Linked DNA regions of Mus musculus: regions 1 and 3 are each linked to region 2. Evidence: chromatin loops called from intact Hi-C (ENCODE). Cell type or tissue: left cerebral cortex. All regions are shown on one strand.

What was found. A loop is a pair of places that touch in the nucleus more often than their neighbours do. Peaks named below come from ENCODE experiments on the same cell type or tissue, not always from the same donor. Only the 100,000 strongest peaks of a DNase experiment are listed, where the experiment ranks them.
Region 1: a loop joins it to region 2, with 7 times the contacts of the local background. A loop is called at or near these places in 7 of 42 quality-filtered maps.
Region 3: a loop joins it to region 2, with 8 times the contacts of the local background. A loop is called at or near these places in 7 of 42 quality-filtered maps.

Annotation. Positions count from the first base shown.
Region 1 is chr1:93,751,089-93,759,088 of GRCm38, forward strand. It overlaps Thap4 (THAP domain containing 4), which reads right to left and starts at 3,750. Exons shown (of 6, transcript NM_025920.3): 1 at 3,369-3,750. The coding sequence starts at 3,445. Atg4b (autophagy related 4B, cysteine peptidase) reads left to right here and starts at 3,817. Exons shown (of 13, transcript NM_174874.4): 1 at 3,817-3,966. The coding sequence starts at 3,957. In left cerebral cortex, no CTCF peak of the experiment used is centred here; DNase peaks (open chromatin) are centred at 3,066 and 3,773; H3K4me3 peaks cover 2,548 bases; H3K27ac peaks cover 1,506 bases.
Region 2 is chr1:93,633,186-93,641,185 of GRCm38, forward strand. Stk25 (serine/threonine kinase 25 (yeast)) reads right to left here and starts at 2,542. Exons shown (of 12, transcript NM_021537.3): 1 at 2,362-2,542; 2 at 2,113-2,198. The coding sequence starts at 2,142. In left cerebral cortex, CTCF peaks have their summits at 2,030, 2,239 and 3,228; DNase peaks (open chromatin) are centred at 917, 1,386, 1,703, 1,938 and 1 more place; H3K4me3 peaks cover 2,624 bases; H3K27ac peaks cover 2,391 bases.
Region 3 is chr1:93,683,248-93,691,247 of GRCm38, forward strand. It overlaps Bok (BCL2-related ovarian killer), which reads left to right and starts at 2,328. Exons shown (of 5, transcript NM_016778.3): 1 at 2,328-2,607; 2 at 3,171-3,422; 3 at 5,910-6,038. The coding sequence starts at 3,200. In left cerebral cortex, CTCF peaks have their summits at 3,381 and 5,249; DNase peaks (open chromatin) are centred at 2,300, 3,387, 3,537 and 5,881; H3K4me3 peaks cover 2,166 bases; H3K27ac peaks cover 1,951 bases.

The sequences.
Region 1 (8,000 bases), 120 kb after region 2:
TACTGACGTTATCTGCTTAGAACTTAATAAGGATTTCAGGACCATCTTACAGGTCCTTACTGAAATGGAAAGGAAAAAGTCCTAATGTATATATTTTAGGACACTGAGTCTATAGATAGGGAATAGAGGAATAGAGGAACGAAGATGTAGGTTGGAGTGATTTTGTGTGTGTGTGTGTGTGTGTGTGTGTGTGTGCACTGTGTAAAGATTATCTTTGTATTATTAAAATGCTAATTTCTGTGCTGGCGGAGATCTGATTACAGTCAGACTTTGGTATTGTCATTATCATGAAGCATGCCCTGCCTCAGTATTTTGTAAACATGGGTCTCCATAGCCTTCTGGTTGGTCAAATAAAGAGCTGAACAGCCAATAGATGGGCTGGAGAGTTAAGGCGGGACTTCCGGGGTGAAATACAGAGTCTCAGGCAGGAATGTGAAGTCCCTGCCTGACACGGATGAAGGAGCAGATGCCAGGATGAGACTAGGATGGACAGGTAACGGGTCACGTGGAGGGATGTGGGGTGGGATGTGGGCCAGGTCAGTTGTTGTTGGGTTGGAATAACTGAGAATCTGCCAGATAGAGTGCCCAAAGCTTATAGTAATGAATATAAGTCTCTCTGTATCCTTATTCAGAGCAAGGGTAGGCATAGAAAGTCCATTAGGGTTACAGATATTACTCATAGGTATGGCAAATGACCCTGCGCACAAAGGATGGTCAGAGACAGCAGGTAGAATCCAGACAACAAGAAATAGCTTTCACTTCTGGCAGTGGTGGCGCACGCCTTTAATCCCAGCACTCGGGAGGCAGAGGCAGGCAGATTTCTGAGTTCAAGGCCAGCCTGGTCTACAGAGTGAGTTCCAGGACAGTCAGGGCTGTCCAGAGAAACCCTGTCAAAAAAAAAAAAAAAAAAAAAAAAAGAAGCTTTCACCAGTGGACCACTGACCAAATCATCTGGTACCTGAAAAGTATGTTTCTGGGTGCTATAACCCTAATGAGAAGCCAGGCAAGAGAGCTGGGAGCAAGAGACCAGGAGATATCTGAGAGGCCCAGCTAAAAACCAACCACAGCTGAGCTCAAGTAGCTAAGAGTATAGGAAAGAGCTTTAGCATAAAGACCCAAAAGCTCTAGCCAGGCCTAATGGTGCACAACCGTGACATCAGTTCCTCTGAGGTAGGAGGATCCCATGGCTAACATCTGCCTAGTTATAGAGTGAGTCCAAGGCCTGTCTGGCAGAGTTCAGTGTCATCGTTCAATACACATAAGGCCAGTCTCTTCTGAGATTTTTGTCTCAAAGCAAGACAAACAAAAGAAAAGAACAGAGCCGGGCGTGGTGGCGCACGCCTTTAATCCCAGCACTTGGGAGGCAAAGGCAGGTGGATCTCTGAGTTCGAGGCCAGCCTGGTCTACAAAGTGAGTTCCAGGACAGCCAGGGCCATACAGAGAAACCCTGTCTCGAAAAACCAAAAAAAAAAAAAAAAAAAAACCAAAAAAGAAAAGAAAAGAACAGAACAGAAAAAAGAGCAGGGAGCATGGCTCCCTGGTAGGAGTACTTTGTATGTCTCGCCTAGGTATTTCTCTTAGTAGGCAGCAAAACCTCCTTTAGGAGCCTGGGTAAACCTTTGGGAAGTTATGCTGAATGTGTCAGTCATAGGTTAGGGTGGTAGTGTAAACCTTTAATCCTAGCAGTTGGGAGGCAAAGGCAGGAGAGTTCAAGTCCAGCCTGTCTACAAATGAGTTCCAGAACAATCAGGGCTATGGAAAGGGACACTGACTCAAAAGAAAACAAACAAACAATCCAAGGCCAGGTGGTGGTGGCCCACCCCTTTAATTCCAGCACTTGGAAGGCAGAGGCAGGCAGATTTCTGAAAAGACCAGAACAAACAAACAAAAAACCCAGTTGTTCTTGGTGGCTCATGCCAGTATTTCCCGAGCTTGGGAGGCAGAGGAAGGACGTCTACAAGACCAGCAGACTAAAACAATGCGATGTAGGCCAACAAGGCAATTCAATGAGACATTGTCTCAAAACACACACACAGACACGTGCCTGTGCACACACACCAAAACACCCCAAAGACAAAAATGGTAAATTTTATGTAGTATTTTACGTCGTAAGAGGAAAACTGGGAAAAAAAAATTAGATGTTCAATAACATGCTTAGTAATTTCTTCCCTCATCTAATGAAGCTATTTAATGGTCACTTAAGGCAAGATTTGTGAGACCAAACTGACTACACATGGTAGGCTTTCTCAGGTGCTCAGAGCTCCACCTGAGCTTTTCCAGTCTCGAGGAACCTGCTGTGGACCAAGACTGGCCTTAATAGGATGGATCTGGACGTTGTAAGCAATGTGATCTTATAACCTTTATCAGTGTTTAGTGAGCTAGATTTCTGGAGTTTCCCCGCCCCAATTTGGGCACTGTCTACCCATATACCATGTTAGAACATGGGGAAGCCAACATCAGTCCTTGCAACACTGCCTCATTTTCAACTGTTAACAAAACTTCTGGGGCATGTTCTATGTGAAATTGTTACGGAAACATTCTGGTTGACTTGTAAGATTGTTTAACGTTACTAGGTTTTGTTTTGAACCAGGTCTTAAGGACTGGAGACTTAATGTAACCCTGTGAACTTTCAACAGATACGTGCCATTCCCATCTTTAAATTTTAACACCAAGTACTAAGAGGTGGCAGGATGTGCGAAGTGACTTCCAAGGCAGAGTCCCTTCGCTCGCTGTTCACTCCTGTTGGAAATCACAGGAGAGGACCAACTGAGGGAGTCTCGAAAGCCTTTGGAAGGCGCGGCCCGCACAAGGGCCACCGAGAACCCCCTGGAAAGCCCTTTCCACGGTCATCCCCCGGGCCTCTGCCAGAGTGCAGGATGCGGGAGGTGATCGGTGCCAGTGCCTGGGCCGCAGGACCCCATAGGAAGGCGATGAGGGCTATGGATGCAGGAAGTAGAGCTGCGTGCGCCGGGCCGCACTCCTGCCACACACCTCCGGGCGGGCTTGCCCCGCCGAGGCAAGAGTGGAGAACTGCCCGAAAGCAAAGATCAGGATTAACCTGAGAAGGCGCCCTTGCAGAATACTCCTGAAATTGGCAGGGCCAGCCCAAATCAGTGCGACGCCCGTTGGTGGAGGTGGCGGAGGGGGCCTCCGGCCGCTCTGCCCGAGGCATGGCCGTGCTGGTCCCCAAAGCCGGCGGTCCAAGCCAAGGTCATAAAGCTCCACGACCCGTCCACCTCCCACAGTTACCCTCGGTTAGCCGGCCCCCCACTCCCGGTCCCCGGAGCTCGGCCCGCCGCGCGGCCTCAGTTTCCCCGCGGGCCCCGGCCAGGGCGGGGGCGTGGCGGACCCGGAGGCGGGCCGCGTACCTGTGGAAGGAGACAGCGCGTTTCTCGCCCTTGCCCTGCCTGTTGGAACAGTTCACGGCCGCGCAGCAGATCACCATTGCGGGCCTCGGTCGTGAGCGCCGCCAGGCTCCGATCCTTGCCGCCCGCCCGCTGGCCCGACCCGCCCCGAGGGAGCGCGGCGACACAGCTCGGGACGTGGGCCGCGGCCGAGCCGTACGGCAAGATGGCTGCGCGCTGCCGCCCGCACCACGCTGCGCTCGGACTGCCCGGCCACGGCGCCGGCGTCGCGGCCGCAGCGGGCGGTGAGTCCGTACCGAGACATGCGCGGGTGGCTGTCTGTACGGAAAGATGGCGGCGCCGGAGGAGCGCAGCTCGGGCCGGCTCCCGGGTGTTCCGAAGCGGCGGCGCGGGCCGGGGGCGGGGCGGCCGCGTCCGGTTAGGAACCACACGCGCCGAGGCCCCACCCCCCGCGTGCCCACCGCCGTACGGCGAGATGGCGACGCCCGCGCTTCCGCTGCGCCGCGCTTGGCTGCCGCGGCTTCCCGTCGCCGTGTCGCGCAGTAGTCCGTCGGAGCGACGGCACGGTCAGTCGGCAGCCGGACAGGGAAGATGGACGCAGGTAAGGAGGGCGGACGCCTGCCCTGTCGCGGGCGGGCTCCCGTGGCCGCCCGCTGGGGCGGAGGCCGGTGTGTTGGGCTGGGCGGGCCGCGCCTCCCCGCAGCGCTCAGTACCGGGTTCGCGGGGCCACTCGTCAGCGCCTCGGCCTCCGGCGCTCGGCCGCGGCCCTCGGGGAGCGTCCCAGCCTGTGGGCTCGCGGCTGCGGGCGTGAGGGCAGGGAGTCTGAGGGACGCATCAGGACGCGGGCACCCTGGTGCCCGGAGAGGACCGGTGCGCCGCGAGGGTGGGCCTTGCGGTGTCCATTGAAGAGCCGACCTCTTTAACTTCTGTCAAGTTGTTGGCCGCTGGTCCAGCTACCACAACATGCACATCTTTTGTCTTTGAAGTTCAATAACCTGTGTAGGTGAGCCCCGCTCCTGTTCTGACAGCGGATCAGTCACATGCTACTTTGACTTCTTGAGGTCCTAATACTGGGTTAAGTGTGGGTGGGTTTTGTTTGTTTGTTTGTTTGTTTGTTTTTAACTGACTCTTGCTTCTGAAGCTGGAGAGTGCGGTTCTTTGTTTATGTTGGCCAGAAGTCTTGGAGATGCAAATCTATCAAATAAGTTGTTTGCTAATAGCCCTAAAAATACCCACCCCACCCCATTCCACCCCACCCCACCCCCAACAGAGGTTCTCTCATTCCCTCAGCAGCGTTAGCGGGTTTTTTTTTTTTTTTTTGGTTTTCTTTTTCTTTTTTCCTTTTTTTAATTTAAGAGCGACCTGCCTTCAAGAATCCACTCCTTTGTGAAGGAGTCCTGCTACCTGATTTCATTGTACTTTTCTTGAATGGCGTTGCTTTTGATGGTTTTCTTCTGACAGCTGTGTTAGAGAAGTAGTCGGCTCTTACTTGGGAGTAATGCCTACAGTTAATACACATTTCAGCAGTTTATGGCATCCGTAGCTGGAGGAAGCAGGAACGTTGACTCCCCAAGATGCATGAGCCAGGTGTATATTTTTTTAAGATAATTCATTTTTTTTTTTTTTTTAGAATGAATAACTGAAGCTGTCACACCACAGTGCCTCTTGGAGGTGTGGAATGGGATAATACATTGAATTACTTAATTATCCTCTCCCCCACTTTTTTTTTTAAAGACAAGGCCTCACTGTTTAGTCTTGTCTAATATGTAGACCATGCTGACCCAAGACTCACAGAAATATATCTGCTTGCTTGTACATCCCCAATGCTGAAATTAAGTGGGTGTTTAATGCTGCTGTGAGATCAAACTCAAAAGACATCTGTGTTTGAAGACTTGTGTTAATGGTGATAAAACACTTTTTTTTAAATACAGTATGATGGTGCAATTTTTCTCCTGATATAATTCTGGGTGGCATTTTATGATCTACCTTCTGATCTCCCACCACCCTTGTAATGTTGCTTCTGGTTATTCTTATAATTGTGTGTGCTGTGTTTGTGTGTTTTCTCTCTCTTTCTCTCTCAGCAGTATCTCTCCACAAAACCCTCACTGTACTAGAACTCAGGATGTAGATCAGGCTGGCCTTGAAGTGCTGGACTTAAAAAGTGTGAGCCATCCTGCCCTACCTACCTTGATCTTTTTATAAACTACATTTGTTATTGGGTATCAGGAGTTTCAATCTAGACATTGGACTAGAAAAATGGACAAAGGAAAAGAAATGCTGTCTGAGGCCCCTGACATTCTCTACAGGAGACCAGAAGTATATAGGCCTGGATGGTGCTTATATGGGAGAGTGATGTGGGCTAGGTTATAGGTGACTGGAACTGTAGCAGGATGGACAAAAACAAATCTCACTTTGGAAGCATATTTAAAGGTTTTTTTGGATAATTCATTATTTTCCCCTTCCCCTACTCCCCTCCATCCCATCTTAAGTACACCTACCCCATGCTCTGTGAAAGTACATTCTTGTCGAGACTAAACCAAAAACTAAACCAAAAACAAAGTGGCATGGAGGTTCATGCCCCAGGAGTTCAGTGAGCTGGAGGACTGGAGAGATGGTTCAGTGGTTAGAGAACTAACTTACTGGTCTTCTAGAAGACCAGTTCAGTTCCTAGTACCTATGTTAGGTAGCCCATAATCCCCGGGACTCTAGTCCAGGGGACCCAGTGCCTAGGGCACCACACTCACATGCCCACATGCAGACATGTGCCTACACTGTTGGTTGGTTTTGGAGATGGGTTTCTGTGCAGCTCTGGCTGTCTTAGAACTCACTCTGTAGGTCAGGCTGGCCTTGAACTCAGAGATCTGCTTGCCCTGCCCCAGAGTGCTGAGATTAAAGTCATGTGCTACCTCCCTCCTCCCACACCCAGTTTAGGTTTTTGTTGTTGTTGTTTAAGTTTCACCAAAGATGGTGAAAGATGATTTAGGTTCAGTCATGAATCCTTGCTGGGTCACTGTGAGGACTCACAAGTTTATTCTGAGTAGGACTCCTTGGGAGGTTTTGAGATGAGTATGTGAAATTTAACAGACTTGCTATGGGATTTTTTAAAAACCCAACATTTTTCTTATATAATTTGTATTTATCTTTTGAGATTAAAACATAATCACATCATATTTCCCTTTCCCCTTTCTTCTTCAAGCCCCTCCCAGACATTTCCTCCTTGCACTGTGTGTGCGTGTGCCTGTATTCCTTAGTATATAAATAAAATCTGCTTAGTCTGTATATTGTTATTTGCTTGTTTGATACTGGGGAGGCTCTTCAAAGGAAGACTTTCTCCTCCTACCCTCACCGTTCCTTGGTTGACTGTAATTCTTTTTCTGGGGTTGGGGCCTCATGAGAGTTCCCCTTCCATGTTAGCATGCCTGTTGGTGTTGACCTTGTTCAGGTCTTGTTTAGCAGCTATGATAATTGGATTCTGGGTAGCTTCTCTGATATTCTAAGAGATGTGATCTCTCAGCAAACTTCCCATTCTCCTGACTTAAGGGTTTTTGGCCCTGCCTTCCCCCATAGTCCCTGAGCTTCATTGCAGGAGTTGTGTTGAAGATTTAACAGCTGGGGATGGGCACCACATGGTCACTTGTTCTCTGCATTTTGGCCAGTTTGTTCTTTTGTAGCGGTTTCCATGTGTTGCAAAGAGAGGTTCCCTTGTTGAGGGCTGAGATCTACACTTAATGTGGATCTATGGGGAAATATCTGGACTGTAGTTAGGAATTATGCTGGTGTAGTAAAGTAACAATTATAGGTTCTCCAGGTCCCAGGCATGTGTTCCATCTTACTGAGCAGGGGTGTGTGCATGTGAGTGTGAGTTGGGTAGTGCACATGCACACATGCAGTTACAAAAGAGCAGAAGTCAGGATAAAGCCTTCTTTCTACCATGTGGCATTGAGCTCAGGTATCAGGCAAGAGCTTAACCATCTCGATGGCCTTGTTCTGTCTTTTTTGTTGAGAGTGCACTGAAGAGGGTTGAAGCTGGAAGAAACATAAGGTAAGACCTGCTTCAATAAGACATGTAGAGAGGTGCTGTAAACTTGGAGATAATAGATTCTAGATGGGTGATGAAGGTCAAGACACCAGATTTTTATTTGCAAGCTGGAAGTTAAGAGGAGTGGGATGGCGCTGGGTTTTACTGTACACGATAAGGAAATTGGATGAGGGCGGGCATGCTTGGTAGAGACTTGGTTTTGGTTTTGCTGAGTGTGAGGTGTGTAGCTGGTCTTTGCTACTTTGTGGGTTCATCTCTTTCACCCTTCTCCACCTCTTTTCTTCCACCCTTTTCCTAATACTATATAGGAGAGAAAAAAGGATAGGGGGGAAGGGAAGAACTCCCTGAATAAAGTCAGGGGGCAGAAAAGTGGCACCAATATCATTAGACTGCTTCCTGCTGAGTGGCAGTTCTTTGGGGAGAGTTTGATCTTTACCATCAGGATATCTAATTTCTTGTTTCTTCTTTGACTACTTAGCAAACTTAGACCAACAACAACAACCTGCAACCCACCATACCTCTCTGGGGCCCTAGCATTTATATACCCTCTAAAAAGTTCCTAGAATTCCAAATGTCACATAGTTGTAGAAATTATC
Region 2 (8,000 bases):
AAACCCTTCTTTCTCTAACCACTTGGCCTCTACTGTCTCCTCAGATGCTACAGCTCCACCATGTGTAGTTTTGAGACACCTTGAAAACCATCTCAAAGATCTCCAGAAGGTCTAGTTGAGGACTCAAGGCAATACAGTCTTATCACTGGTTCAGTCCAGTGCTTGTAGCCTAAGAAAGCCTGTTAGAGAGAAGTCAAGCCATCGGCTAACTACATGACCCAGGACCACTATCCTTCCAGTTCTCAGTAGCCCTTTTCCTACTACTCAGGCTCAGACACCACATCCTCCCACACTGCTCAGCCATACTGAGAATTCTTAATTGCTCTCTTCTGGGGGAACCTAGAATCAGAACTTGTCCACTACAGTAGCCGAAGAAGGATACTTCAGGCCAGGTATTCACTCACACTGCCTCAGAGGAAAAGAAAATAACAGATCCCAAAGCCAGAGTTCTAGACTTTGTGCAAGGAAGGTGGGAACCCTAGTCTTCAAAGTCTACGTTTTTTGGGTACCTATAGCTGTGAACCAGTCAGCCTAAGAAACAGTATGATAGGAGCCTTTCTGGCATGGTCTCTGTATTTACACCTTTGAAGCAGCCCTAGTCCCAAACCCAGCCAATCACAGACAGCTAGCATGCTGATCTGGGTGGCTCAGATTTCTCTTCTGGACAGAATGTGTTATGAACCATCACTCAAGCCATCTAACTTACTCTGAACAACTGAGACCCATTCGCTCTCCATTCCATCCTAGGGATATTATACTTACAGCCTCTGGCCTTTCTGCCAACATGCCTGCTGTGTATCACCTCTCCAAAACAAGAGGAACAACTCAGCACACATCCTCCCTCATCTACCACACACAGTCACACAGTGCTTGCCCAGAACCATCTGGTCCTTCCAGAGATGGGCAGGAACAGGCCGGGTAAAAGGTAATCTAAGGCAGAAGCACAGGCTACAGGGGGAAAGTACAAGCCTTATCACACAAAAGGAGCAATTTCATAGGACTCTATGGCAGCCATCTTGGGAGAAAGCAGCCCTACAAAGGTTTTGTGTCACTTTCAGAAGCCAAGTATGTCTAGGCTGGACACAGGCCCCTAAAAAGACAAAAAGGGTGTTTTCTCTTTGAGAAAGGTCCCCTAGCCATCATTACTGTACTCCTTCGCAATTCATAGCTCCAATTTGTCATCCTGGGACCTTCATAAGCTAAGCTTAAGTCTCTTAAAAATAAACTAGAGGCAGATTTTTTTTCTCTCTCTCTTAGTATGTTATATAATTAGAGGCGAAATGTCAAAATGTATTAAAAATGTGTTAGCTTAATTCAGCATCAGTTAGCAAGCTCGGGATCCCATCTGTGACAGCTGGGCCAAAAGCCCTCCCCAACAGCTGTGAGTAGTCTTCCAGGCTGGTTTGGTTTCCTCCAAGGAGCCCTGCCTCCAATTCCTGCCCACAAGCAGCGGACGGACATGCTTCCTGTCTACACAACCAGTTCTCAAGGATGCAGGGAGAAGGGGGGTCAGGGTGGGGTGGGGTGAGCGGCTGCACTGTCCTCAGGAACTGATTCCTTCACTGTGCAACTGTCAAGCCTAAGCCTATCTAAACCAAGCCCTTAAAACGCAAATCCCACAGCTAAAGCCAGAGGAAAATCAGCCGCCAAGGCAGCTCATTCCACTTCACTAGCTGTCTGTCATATTGCTCTGAAATAACAACACCACAAATAAAATAAAGGCGAGAAAGGGGGTCCAGAGAGCAAACCACCGAACCCTCTGACCCTACGCAGCCCTCATCTCCTGTGCGGTCCCGTGTCGGGGTTCCATCCCGTTAGCCAAGGAAGGTGGAGTCCATCTTCTGGGAAGGTGCTCCGAGCCTGGGTCAAGCAGGTTGTGCCCAGGGCAGGTTCCTGCACCTGCCCCCAGCAGCTCCCGAGCAGAAGCGCTCGCCCCGCAGACGTTCCCTGGGGCTCACGTCTTCCGCAGGCGCTGGCTCGGCACAGGCCAGAGTTCCAACGGCCCCAAGACGCGCCCCGAGGCAGACGGCCTCCGCCCCTCTCCCGCCTCAAGTGGACAAATCCGCTCCACAGCGAACCACGGACTCGGGGCACGCCGACGCCCACACTCACCTGGTGCGCGAAGCCCCGGAGGTGAGCCATGTCCCCGCTGACGTGACCAGTCCGTCGCAGCCGCTCCGCCCGCTCGCCTCAAGCACCTGCGAGAAACCGCAGGCCGCTCGGTCAACAGTGGCCAGGGGGACCCGTTCCGTGGCGTCCCTCCACCCGCGACCTCCGGTCCCGCGCCCAGGGCCCCCGACCCGCCCTCAGGGCGTGCCCGGCCTCCCCAACATTCAGGCGAGGCCCGCTGGCAGCGCCCACCTCCGGGCGGCTCCATCTCGGACTCCGGGCCCGCTTCGCAGTCCCCACGGCGGCTCACACCGCAATTCGGTCTCCCGGAACGCCCAGGCCTCCCAGCCCGTGAGGTGGAGGCAGCGGCTCTGAGCAGGGCGTCGTGGCGAGCGCGAAGCTCTGTGGGACTAGGAGTCCCGCAGCCCGCCCCGTACCCCGGGCACGCAAAATTGAGACTACAAGTCCCAGCAGGCTGCGCGGTAGGATGAGGTGTTACGCAAGTGCTCCGGGGCCCTGATGGCGACAGACTACAAGTCCCAGGAGAACTTGCGGTGGGCGGTCAGTGGAGAGGCACAAATGCGCCACAGATTGGATCCGAACCTTGAGATATGCCCGAGCTGGGCTGCCCCTCCTGTCAGGCCGCGCGGTGACGGGTGCAGCGCGTGCGCAGTTGCCTTGACGTTTTCTAGGCTTTTTTTTCTCTTTTTTTTTCAGCCCTCCTCTCATTTTCCCAGTTCTGTTTGCCAAGCTTCTGAGACCCATACTGTGTGCCTGGAGTGCGAACCCACATTACCCTCATATCCTGGTGCTCCAGCTTTAACCGCAGTGTGACCTTCTTGTCTGCGCTTAGCAACACACACACACAAGGAGTACGCCCACGCGCGCCCTTAGAAAAGTCGCCCATTGTTGGACAAGTGCTTCTCTCCTGCCTCAGTTTCCCTATCTGAAAAGGTTTAATCGTAGGTCCCCAGGACATGACCTGGCGCTGGGAAGAGTTGTGTGGTCCAGCGGGGATTTCCAAAGGTTGGAAGATGCCTTTCATCCTGTGAATTCAGTATGAGTGACTAGTCAGCAATGTCCACTTCTATGCAGTCTCCTAGTGTTCCACGGGAGGGAGATTTGGCTCCATACTGTGTCCATTCCTATGACGGCTCAGTGCAAACCACCATAATGTCCCTACTCCCCAACTCATAAAGGCTTGTTGTTTCTGTTCTCTGGTGGATTTTCTTCCTGGGCACCATCCTGGAACCTTAAACCTTGCATGCAAGACCTTGCATCAGATTCTTTAACCGCCAAATTTTACTACATGTTGATTAGGTTTTCTTTGCTGTGTTTTTCCCCAGAAGAAAATAGACTTCCAGCAAACAGCCCTGCCCTGGATCCTGAAGCACCTTGGTTTCCTCCCCTCCCCCGCCCCAAGGCATCAACAATAGGGGCAAATATTTTTATTGCCCCTGAAAAAGATCATCTGTAGGATGGCCTTCAGCCTACCTATCCCTCCTATAGAAAAGTCTGAAATTAGGCAAGGCCAACTCTATTAAGACTTATTTATGTACATATATGTGTATGTTAAATGTGAACAGGAACCTACTGAGATCTGAAAAGGCCTGGATCTGGAGTTGCAGAGGGTCATATGCTGAATGGCATGGGTGCTAGAACTAAATTCTGGTCCTCTGGAAGAGCAACAAGAATTCTTAATGATTGAGGAATCTCTGTAGGCCTTTATTTTTGATTTTTAAGACAGGACCTCATTCTGTAGCCTAGGCTGGCTTAAAACTCTCTATGTGGCCCTTTTTGGCCTCAAATTCACAGCAGTTCTGCCTCTGCCTCTGCCTCTGCCTCTGCCTCTGCCTCTGCCTCTGCCTCTGCCTCTGCCTCTGCCTCTGCCTCTGCCTCTGCCTCTGCCTCTGCCTCTGCCTCTGCCTCTGCCTCTGCCTCTGCCTCTGCCTCTGCCTCCCAAATGCTGGGGTTATCCATATGAACCATCAGACTTCATGTGAAAAGCCCTACTCATGAGATTAAACTTCGTATTGGTTTATTGCTTTGTTCTTGGGTCAAATAGATATTGAAGAGTTGTTGGCTGTTTAGGAAGACTTCCATGTAGTTTATCTATAAAACACTTCCCAAGGGTCTGGAGAGATTTTCTTTTCAGCTGTTAAGAGCACTGGAGACTTTTGCATAGGAACCAGGCTTGGTTCCCAGCACCCACATGGTGGCTCTCAACTATTGGTCACTCCAATTTCAGGGGATCCGAGTCCTCTTCTGGCCTCTGTGGGCATCAGGTACACAAGTGGTACACAAACATCTGTGGATGTGAATGACTATACATATAAAATAATAAATTCATTGTGTCTTAGTGAGGGTTCATATTGCTGTGATGATATGACCAAAGCCACATGGAGAGGAAAGGGTTTATTTGGCTTATAATCTACAACACTGCTCCTCACCAAAGGAAGTCAGGACAGGAACTCAAACAAGGCAGGAACCTGGAGGCAGGATCTGATGCTAAGACAATGGAGAGGTACTGCTTACTGGCTTGTTTTTCATGGCTTGTGCAGCCTGCTTTCTCATAGAAACTGGGGCCACCAGTCCAGGGATGGCACCATCCACAATGGTCATTGTCATTGTCATGATTATTGGAATATCTCCTGTCTCAGTGATGTATAAAGATTGTTTCCCATCACCTGGAATTGGTTTCTGTGGTGATTTGTATATGCTTGGCCCAGGGAGTGGTACTATTAGAAGGTGTGGCCCTGTTAGAGTAGGTGTGTCACTGTGGGAGTGGGCCTAGGACCCTCACCCTAGCTACCTAGAAGCCAGTATTCAGCTAGCAGACTTCAGATGAAGATGTAGAACTCTCAGTTTCTCCTGCACCACGCCTGCCTGGATGCTGCCATGTTCCTGCCTTGATGATAATGGACTGAACCTCTGAACCTGTAAGGCAACCCCAATTAAATGTTGTTCTTATAAGAGTTGCCTTGGTCATGGTGTCTGTTCACAGCAGTAAAACCCTAAAACGGTTTCTAAAGAGCTGATTCAGCCAATAACTGCTCAGAGGAGAAAGAGAAGGGGGAACTTCCGATCCCAGTCACGGGGTCTGAAAGAGACCAGAGAGAGAAGGAAAGAGAGGGGAGAAAAGATATTAAGTTTGAATGTGGTAAAATAAAGTCTCCAGAGAAAGGAGAGAGTTAGAAATTAGAAAATAAAATATTTTCCATAATAAAAAAATAGAAAAAAATTTAGAAGAGGACATTTGGACCCCATGTAATTTTGCTAGGAGTATCAGCATACTGATAACTATGTCTAAAAATGATTATAATTTTTTTATATCCTCTTTAAGAAAAATTAAAAGAAGGAAGACTTAGCTAAAGAAAGAACTCAAAGAGGGGATGCTGGATGATGGGAGACAGACCAGAGCTCAGAGGAGAAAGTCCCTGTCAATCAACTGAAGAAAGTTCATAGGAGCTCAGAGAGGCTGGAACAGCGAGCACGGAACACATACGGGTCTGCAGCAGGGCCTGTGTGTGTATTATAGCTTTCAGCTTGGTATTTTTATGAGACTCCTAAGTGTATGAAAAAGTGGGTTTCTGGTTCTTGTGCCTTTACTTTTTTTTGTTTGTTTGTTTTTTGTTTTTTGTCTTTTATTTTTCGAGACAGGGTTTCTCTGTATAGCCCTGGCTGTCCTGGAATTCACTCTAGACCAGGCTGGCCTTGAACTCAGAAATCCACCTGCCTCTGCCTCCGGAGTGCTGGGATTAAAGGCGTGCACCACCACTTCCCGGTCTTTTGTGCCTTTTCTTGGAGTTCCTTTCCTTCCCTTGATTTGCCTTGTCCAACTCCAATGTGATGGTTTTTGTTTTATCTTATTATATTTTATTTTGTTTGAAAATCTATTTTCTTTTTTTTTTTTTAGAATTTTTTATTTGCTTATTTTATGTATATGAGTACACTGTAGCTGTCTTCAGACACACACCAGAAGAGGGCATCGGATCCCATTACAGATGGTTGTGAGCCACCATTTGGTTGCTGGGAATTGAACTCAGGGCCTCTGGAAGAGCAGTCGGTGCTCTAAACCACTGAGCCATCTCTCCAGCCCTCAAAATCTATTTTCGATAAAAAGAAAAAAATAAAAACAAAAAAGCACTCATTGCAAAAGACCCATGTTCCGTTCGTTCCCAGGACTCTCATGGAGGCTTACCACCTCCTCAGACATAGGCACATATGTAGTGCACAGACATTCATGCAGGCAAAACACTCATACAATAAAATAATAAAAATAAATCTAAAACTAATTTTTAAAATTCAGTCCCTAATCTCTTTTAAAATCCAATGTCTCTTTTAAAATCAACAGTCTCTGGGCTGGTGAGATGGCTCAGTGGGTAAGAGCACCCGACTGCTCTTCCGAAGGTCCAAAGTTCAAATCCCAGCATCCACATGGTGGCTCACAAACCATCTGTAATGAGATCTGATGACCTCTTCTGGTGCATCTGAAGACAGCTACAGTGTACTTACATATAATAAATAAATAAATCTTAAAAAAAATAAAATCAACAGTCTCTCAACTGTGGGCTTCTATAAAATAAGAAATGAGTTAGATCCTTATTTCAAGAGGGAAGAGTCACAATCAGATCAAACCAACCTCCAACAACAAAGAGTTCACACAATGCCCAATATCTAGAATTCACTCAAATTCTTAGCACTTCCAAGGGGCCTGAGCCACTTCTCTGGCTTCACCCTCTACAGCACACAGAGCTTGTCTCCTAGGCTTCAGCTACATAGCATTGGTGTTCTTGGTTAGTATCATCCTATATGATACTAACATCTCTAAAATGCTGGGGTCTTCTGCTGCAACTGGGCTGCATTTTCACCAATAGTGTTGCCTTGGCTTTCACAGAGTCAAGTCTCAATTCCTCTCTGTGGCCCCTTTGTGCCTTCAAAACTAGTACCATGCGGGAGAATCTTACTGTGATGGTTTGTATATTCTTGGACCAGGGAGTGGCACCATTTGGAGGTGTGGCCTTGTTGGAGTAGGTATGTCACTGTGGGTGTGGCATAAGATCCTCATCCTAATTGCCTGGAAGTCAGTCTTCCACTAGCAGCCTTTGGATGAATACAGAACTCTCAGCTCCTCCTGTGCCATGCCTGCCTGGGTGCTGCCATGCTCCCACCTTGATGATAATGGGCTGAACCTCTGAACCTGTAAGCCAGCCCCAAGTAAATATTGTTTTTTATAAGACTTGCCTTGGTCATGGTGTCTGTTCACAGCAGTAAAACCATAACTAGACACTTACATATGACCACCTTGGTTGCCAGCACTAGATACAACCTTGGCCACCTCTGAACATGGGCTGCATGTGCTGACTCTGAGAAAACACTTCCCAAAAGTTTTTGCCTCGATGATGCCAGTCCCTTCTTAATCACCATTAACTTCTCAGCAGCTCCAGCTAACCAGCATCAATTGTCCCAGCAAAGCAAGCAAAGGTTTTACTTTCAGTAGTTCTGGTCTCTTGTTAGTCACAGCTGGTTCTTCAGCTATTGCTGCCCAGAACCACAGATTCTCAACTCAAAATAGCAAACAGCCCCTATAGAATCATGAAGGGACTCTCAGATATCCCTCTGAAACTTCACAAACCAGGCCTCCATCATCTGTACAGATCTCAGTATTCTTCACTTTCAAGCTTCCACAGAACAACTCACCAAGATTTGAATACTCAATGGCTCATCTCACCTAAAGTTCCAGAGTCTTTCCACAATCCTTCCTAAGCAACATGGTCAGGTCTGTCACAGCAATACCCCACTATCCTGGTAACAATTTCTATCCTAGTTTGTTGAGGATTTGTCTTTTATTGTTTATTGTAATGTTAAGTGTTGGCCTCCAAGATATGGAC
Region 3 (8,000 bases), 50 kb after region 2:
TTGTTGAGAGTACAGCACAAAGGTCCTTTCCTTGCTCACAGATCTCCAGAGAAACCAGGAGTGTTGAGCATGAGTGCTTGTTTTTCCAGTGGGAAAGGTGAAAAAAAAACCTGTTCTTCCATCCAGAAACTTGGATTTGAATTGGAACCGGAAGTGATTAATAGCCTGGTGATCTGCCATACCTGTTGGCCCAGGGCATATCGAACTCCCACAATCAGGACTGGAGGTGGCTAACAGCACAAATGATCTCTATGCTATCAGTATAACTGAGATACAGAGCCTTCCTTGGGCTATCAGGCAAGTATAGCTACTGCTCACTCTGGCCCCGACCTCTCTGGCCATGTTTATTTCATATATGTGGGTGCACTGTCACTGTCTTCTGACACACCAGAACACTGCATCGGATGACCATTACAGATGGTTGTGAGCCACCCTGTGGTTGTTGGAAATTGAACTCAGGACCTGTGGAAGAGCAGATGGTGCTCTTAACTGCTGAGCCATCTCTCCAGCCCTAGAACCCATCTTGTTGGAATTAATGACAGGCACCCTGGGTCAAGTTCTGATGTAATTATGCTTCTGTGTGCCTCGGGGATTGGATTACAACAGGAAACTTTTTTCTTCAAATTATACTGTGATTAAACTAGTTGGTAATGAACTGCCTGAGATCAGACCAGGTTCATGAAGTCAATCTGAATCTGCTTTTTAATCCCCGTCGCGTCATTCTTGATTCCCTGCCCGGACACCTGCAAGGTCCCCTCATTCTCTAATGCTCTCCACATTATTTCCTAAGATGGGATCTGTTAGTGATACTTGAGCTAGGTTCCTGTCCTGCCAGTCCCAGGGATCTCCTCTTCTTTGCCCCAATAGCACTGGGACTTGTATGTGGTGATGCTGGGTTTTAACCTGGGCTTGTACTGTTTTTGTGACTGTTCACTTGAAAATATTTCCATGGTAGGACTGGAGAGGTGGCTCAGCGGTTACAAGCACTGACTGCTCTTCCGGAAGTACTGAGTTCAATTCCCAACAACCACATGGTGGCTCACAACCACTTATAACTGTAGTCCTGTGAGATCCAATGCTTTCTTCTTGTGTGCAGACATACATCCAGATAAAACACCCATCTACATAAAACACATAAATAAACCTTTTAACATTTTCATTGTGATTTATTATTTATTGCCTCATTATAAGTACGCTGTTTCATTTCCAAGCATTTGGAGACTTCCACTGGTTTTTCTGCAATTTAGCTTTAATTCAGAGAGTAATTACTGTATGATTTTGGTTCTTTGAAATTTGTTGACACTTGTTTATGGTTTCAGGTGTAGTCTATTTTGGTGTGCGTGTGTAGAATATGCATTTTATAGCTCTAAGTGAAGTGTTTTACTTACACAAACTAGGTCGAGTTAGCAAATCCCATTGTTGAGATTTTGCAGTTGGGTCCAAAGATGAAGGAGAAGACCAGAGTCTAGTAGATGATGTTGACTTTCTTGGAAATCGGTATGGAAAAAGGGAGCTCGGATTCACTGCCACACTGTTCACAACGATGTCTGTGATCCAGCATAGGTCTAAGTATGAATCCTAAAGTAACTAAGCTTCTGAAGACCGCTGTAGTCTAGTACTCCGGAGCCAGGGGCTGGGTGATTCCTGCAGGTTGGACCAGCTGGTCAACACAGAGCTCCAGACAAGCCTCTCTCTCTTTGTGAGTCTCTCTGTCTCTGCCTCTCTCTGTGTCTCTGTCTCTCTCCCTCCCTCCCCTTTTTCTGTCAAAGGGAAATACCCTAATGAGAGATAACTAACTACAAAAGATTATATATTGGATTGGATATAAATAAGTCCAGCTCATTAAAAGCAAAGCTAGACTTGAGTGGGAATGGATGGGTATTTGTAGTATCTTCAACCATGTACATACCCAAGTCTTCACCACACTCCAAAGGCTCTATTAAGCCAAGAATGCAGAATCTATTTTTAAATATTTACTTATTGTTATTTTTGTTTTGTGTATGAATGTTTGCCTGCCTCCATGTCTGTGAATCCCCGTGCATGCCTGGTGTCCTTGGAGATCAGAAGAGGGCATCAGATCTCCTACAACTTCAAGAATCCAGGATCTTTAAGGAGCCTCTATAAGACAATAAGGAAATATAAGTCAGCTCATTTTAAAATGGAACTTGGTGCGCCCCAGTGGGTTGGTGTCAGAGCTGGATGTTCTTCGCGCTGCCTGCCGGGACAGCTCCAGTCTGGCGGCGTTCCCGGGCGCATCCCGAGAACTTGTGCTGGCCTTTCTTAAACCAGGGAGGCGTTGGGCAGAGCTGGGCTGCGGCTCCGCCCCCGGGGGTTGCCGTTTCCTTAGAAGGCGAAGCCCTAAGCCTGGCTTCTCGCCCGCGGGGAGACCGCGGTACGCCTCCCGCACCCCTCGGGACCAGGACTTCTGCGAGCGCGCGGGAAGACCGGCGGAGCCTGTGCTTCAGCTCGGGTGTGGACGGGGCGGGCGCTGGGGCGGGGCGCGCGCTCGCGGGTTTGAATGGAAGGGTCTAGACCGCCGGAGACGGCAGCGAGCGGGTCCTGAAACCAGAACTCCACCGCCGCCCCGCGCGCCATGAGGCGGGAGAGGTGAGTCGGGCGGGCGTGGCGTCGGTGCCCTGGATGTAGCACCATGGGAACAGCGACACCGGGGACAAACACGGGCTCTGCGAGGTGCGCAGGTGCGTGGTCTCCGAGCCCGGGGACTGCCGCGCAGTTTGGAGCCTTCCTTAGGACCCCACTCGTCGGCAGGGAGGAGCCCGCGGGGTCCTGCTTGTCGGCTGGTCGCAGCAGGCTACTCTGCATCCTCTTCTCCCCCAAATTGGTCCTGGAGCCTGGGCGCTGTGATTAAAGAACCTATCGCCACTTCCCTGCGGTGTTTCCAACCCCTGACCACCGCTGGGATCTGCGAGATTTAATTTAGAACCTAAAAAGAACCCGAGACTTTTAAAAGATTTGGGGTGCAAAACGAGAGGCTATCGGAAACCGGCCCTTTTTGAGGGCGGCGCACAGCCAACCTCCTGTGTTGTTTGAATCGCGCACGCGGTGGGGACCGCTGTGCCTCGGGCCGCGCTTCTGGGTCTCCTCCCGTGGCGGGAGTCCTTTCGCCACCTGGCTGGAGGCGGTCCGGTCTGAACTCAGTCTATTCGTAGGTGTGGCGCCTCTCGCCCGCGCTTCGGCCATGGAGGTGCTGCGGCGCTCTTCTGTCTTTGCAGCGGAGATCATGGACGCCTTTGATCGCTCGCCCACAGACAAGGAGCTGGTGGCCCAGGCTAAGGCACTAGGCCGGGAGTACGTGCACGCGCGGCTTTTGCGCGCCGGCCTCTCCTGGAGCGCTCCAGAGCGTGCCTCGCCTGCCCCTGGAGGACGCTTGGCAGAGGTGTGCACAGTGCTGCTGCGCTTGGGTGAGTGTGGGGCACCAGCAGGTACCATCCCAGGCCGCCCCTCTATAGCTGGTTGGATGGGCCTGCCCGCAGTGTTTCAGGGTTCCCGGTACAGCTGTTCTGCACAGACATTCCCTTCTTGTGACATGACCAGCCCTTCTGCGGTTGTGCCTCACCCTCCCGCTGGCGCTGAGAGAGGAGGCGTGCGTGGGAGCCCAAATCTGTCTGGAATGGAGAGGGTGCAAGGATAGGCCACCCAGGCTGGCGCTGCTCTTTGTCCCCAGGCTTGTCTGCTTGCAGGCTCCTTTGTCAACCTCCCCCCTCCTGGTTCCTGCTTAGTCCAGATCACAGACACTCTTGCCATAAAACACAGAAAGCTCTGGAGGAGCAGTATTTTAGCAGCTAAACTTTATTGTGACCCTTGTACTCTGCTGGACTAAAAAATCCTTTGTGGTACCACGTGTCCCAATGTTTGTTTTGGAAAATAGGCCTTTCAGTTATTGGCCGAGGTCCGACACCCTCTGCAGTTTCCCTTGATGGGAAGGCCCCCCAGGGCCTTCTTGAAGAATATCTGGGACACTTGTTTCTGGGGGTCACACATAGCTAGCTAGCTCAGCAGCTTTCTTTAGCTCCTCTAAGGCCTGGATATGTGATGGGGAAGAACCCTTGATCCTGGACGGTTCACATTAGCATAGCCAGGTTGGGGCTTGGGTCTGTAAGGTACTGCGAAGTGATAGCAGAGACAAATAAATGGGGGAGTGGGTGTGCATTCTCCTGGTTGGAGGGAGCCCTGTAAGACCTGGCTTCCTGGGAGATGTGTGCACACATGCTGTTTTATACAGACTCCACATCTTCGTATTGGGCTGGCCTCAAGGAGCAGGGCTGTGTAAACCTGGCCTGTTCAAGAGTTAGAGGGAGGTGGAGTCCATTCAGTCTGAGTTGGGTTCTCAGGAGGGCTGTGCATGGACAGAAGGGGGCTATCTCTGGGTATGTGGAAGGTGTGAATGAGAGGTTTGGTTGGGTAAACTTGGCAGACAAAAGGAGACCATTGGCTCTTGCTGGAGAAAGGACATGTTGGCCTCTTGTAAGTCCCGAGGGCACTGGTGTGGCAAAGGGAAAGTCCTGTCTTGGGTCTGACCCAGGCAGTTTCTGCCTTCACAGTCCTTTTGACAGGTCCTGAGAGCCTTGAACCCTGGTCTGTAGAAAGGCGCAGGCGCAGAGCCTTGCGCTCAGCAGGAGCCCTCTGAGTACTCAGAGACTTTAAGGCCTTTTCCCATCACCCAGTGCTGTTCCCACCCTCTGGAGTTCAGAGCCTTCTAGATGGCTAAGGGGATTCCCAGAGGGAGAGAGCTCAAATGCCCATGTGTTCTTGTTCAGGTTATGTTTGGTACTGTCCTGACTGTTAAAAGTGAATTCTTCTAAGATCAGCGATATCTTCCTGACCCCAAGCATGGCCTCGGCCACAAACAGGAAGCAGCCTAGCTTGTGTCCCTGAGCCATCTCCTAGGGTTAGTCTCCAAAGGCCCCAGGGTTTATCCTTGGCAACAACCGGGCAAGCGATGGGAATTTCCATGCAATCTCTCCATCCCCTGGTTCCCCCCCCCCCCACTCCTGATTCTACTCTGGTTCCAGATCTTAATTAATTAGATAGAGCACAGCTGGCCTCAGGGATGACGTGGGCACCCTTATCGCTGGGACAGGCTAGGCAGCAACAGCGTTTCCCTATTTGCTTTGGCTGGGGAAGTGGCTGAGCCGGGGACACCCAATCAGAGGCTGTGTGGAATTCCCGGCACCATCTTTTCCTGTGCATGCATGATACTGCCAAGGGTACTGCAGCCCAGGGGGCAGGCGGGACTGTGGAAGGCATCTCCTTGGCACAGCTCTGGCTGGGCTGATATAGTACCACATAAGAACACACCCATTTGGCACCAGGAACCTAGGTTGGCATGTGGGCGGTAGGTACCATTGTCCCAGGCCTTGGCTCAGTCTAAGTCAGTTCACGGAGCCATTACCAAGTGACGCTAATGTCAGGGCCTAAGCCGGCATCATCTCATGAGGCTGTAGGGGGTGACTCCATATATGTGGTCTTCCAGCCAAGCCTCTCTCCATGTTGGGCTCTGCCTGTCTGGTCCCTTCTGCTCTGCCCATCCACTTGCTTATCTGCCTGCCCGCCCGTCTGCCTTGAGTCACTACGCAGGCACCACCCATGTATCACGTCAGGATTCCTGCCCCACTGGCCCAGCCAGCTTGCCCTGGGGGGCTTGGAGGTTCCACAGTCTCCCTATTCTATTTGTTCATGGGGCCAAGGTTGGGATAGTCAAATGAAGCAAGATAAGGTGAAGGGGTGGGAATCAAACAGGTGAAGTGGGGGTCAGAGCCTATGGAAGGGAAGGTGCTAGCTTGGAGGTCAAGTGGGGTCAGGTGGATCTGGTATACCAATGAGTCTCGGTCAGTGCTGGCCACAAGGCTAAGGTGGGAGAGGACCTGACCCACTGTGTGCCCGTGCAGGAGATGAGCTGGAGCAGATCCGTCCCAGCGTATACCGGAACGTGGCCCGGCAGCTGCACATCCCCCTGCAGTCGGAGCCTGTGGTGACGGATGCCTTCCTGGCAGTGGCAGGCCACATCTTCTCAGCAGGTAGGTCTGACCTGTTTACCTGAGGCACCCCTGGGAAGGGCTCAACATGTGTGAAGCAGGCAGGCTTGCAGGGATAGAAAAGTCTTGGGGTCCCCTAACACCGCCCTATGGGTTCCAAAGTCACTGCTGTCATGCATGCCTCCTGACACTTGAGGCTGTTCTGAACCGTGTAACAGTCCAGCCCAGTGAAGAGCTGCCTCACACAGCACTGGGAGGGAGGGGCTGCTGGCCATTTTGCTGTTTAATTTTACTTATTGATTGATTTTGATTTTGTTGAGACAGGGTTTTTCTGTATAGCCTTGGCTGTCCTGGATCTCTACTTTGTAGACCAGGCTGGCCTCAAGCTCAGAGATCCTCCTACTTGAGTGCTGGGATTAATGGTGTGTACCACCACACCTGACTGTTTTTTGTTTTTATTATTATTACATTTTTATTTGTGTGTGTTTGTGTGTGTGTGTGTATGCTCATGCACTGAACCACAGCACATACGTGGCAATCAGAGGACAACTTTTGGAGGTGGCTCTCTTCTTTTATCGCTCCATCCTGAGGTTGAACTCGAGTCTTCAGGCTAGGCTGTAGGTGCTTTTATCTTCTGAGCCAGCCCGCTGGCCCGGCTGCTCGTCATTCTGAGGGCATAATCCTGCCATTTGATAGTGTCTGGGCACTGGCTGAGGCTGTGATGCCCTGCAGGTCAGCAGCTCTCTGTGGGACTGCAGTGACATATCCTGGGCTTTTAGTGACCATGGTACTTAACTTTCCACAGCTAGATCCACGTGAGACATTAAAAAAAAAAAAAAAAAAAAAAAGAGCATCCCTAAGTCAGAGAGAGCAGCCAGGCATGGAGCACTTTAGGAGATTGGGGACACCCTGGTCTGGATGACGGTGAGCATGCTCACTTGAGACTCTCCCTGGAGCTTCCATGTCTGCTTCAGAAGGGAGCGATAGGCAGGCTCCATCGGCCTCCTCCCACGTGGCCTCAAGTTCCCTGCCTTTCATTGCCCTAGACTTACAGGAGGCTGCAAGGTTCATCTCCCCAAACCCTGATAGGCACCTTGTTGTCCATATGAATCACTTACACCAGATCCGTGTGGTCTTTGCCTAGGAGTGAGGGGGGGGGGCAGGCCAACCTCAGGAGCATCACATGATCAGGGTCAGCTAGTGCAGCCTCTATACTAAAAAAATGCAGGAGCTGGGCTGTGGGAAGTAGGTGAGTGTGTGGGTTGTGGAGTGGGCGAGGTGGAGAAGGGCTGTGGCTTGGGGGTGGGAGAAACTGTACCAGGAGTTAATGGGCAGGCTTCTGTCCCTTCCTTGAAGGGTAACTAACCCTTGAGGGAATGACAGTGGGTAGGGCGCGTGAAGGAAGCCAGCAGGCAGGCATTTTGGATGGAGGACCACCCTTGGCTTCACTGAAGCTTTCCAGCTGATGCCAGCCACGATTGGCCGTCAGGGTGTCTGTCTCTGAGCTGTCAAGCAGGCTAGTTTACGTACGAGGCATGGATGGCTGCATTTATAAGGAACCTTTTGCTTCGGAGACTACAGATCTGGTCTGTTGATGGCTGCAGTCATCCTAGGACCTTGGGGTGGGGGGAGGGGGGGGCTGGATCTCTGTTAGTGGTAGGTGTGAGCAGGAGAGAGGGTCCGGGGCCTTGGGTGGTAGTGAGTGTGAGCCGGGGAGAGGTCAGAATAGCCTCATCCTGTGTCCAGCATCCCTGATTGATGCAAGCCTACCCTGAACATGGAGGCAGCCCAGAGAGGCACTCGCTCTGAGAGATCCCCTCAGAGAGACAGAGCTTTTCCATTTGATGCCAGCCATGGGTGGCCACCTGAGTGGGAAACGAAGGCTATGGGAATGTAGGGTGGTCACTTCTCTGTTGCAGCCAGGAAGCACCAGCAGGCTTTACACCCACAATGGTCAGTATGGCAGTCATGGTGCCAGAACGGCTTCACACTTATCCACAGTAT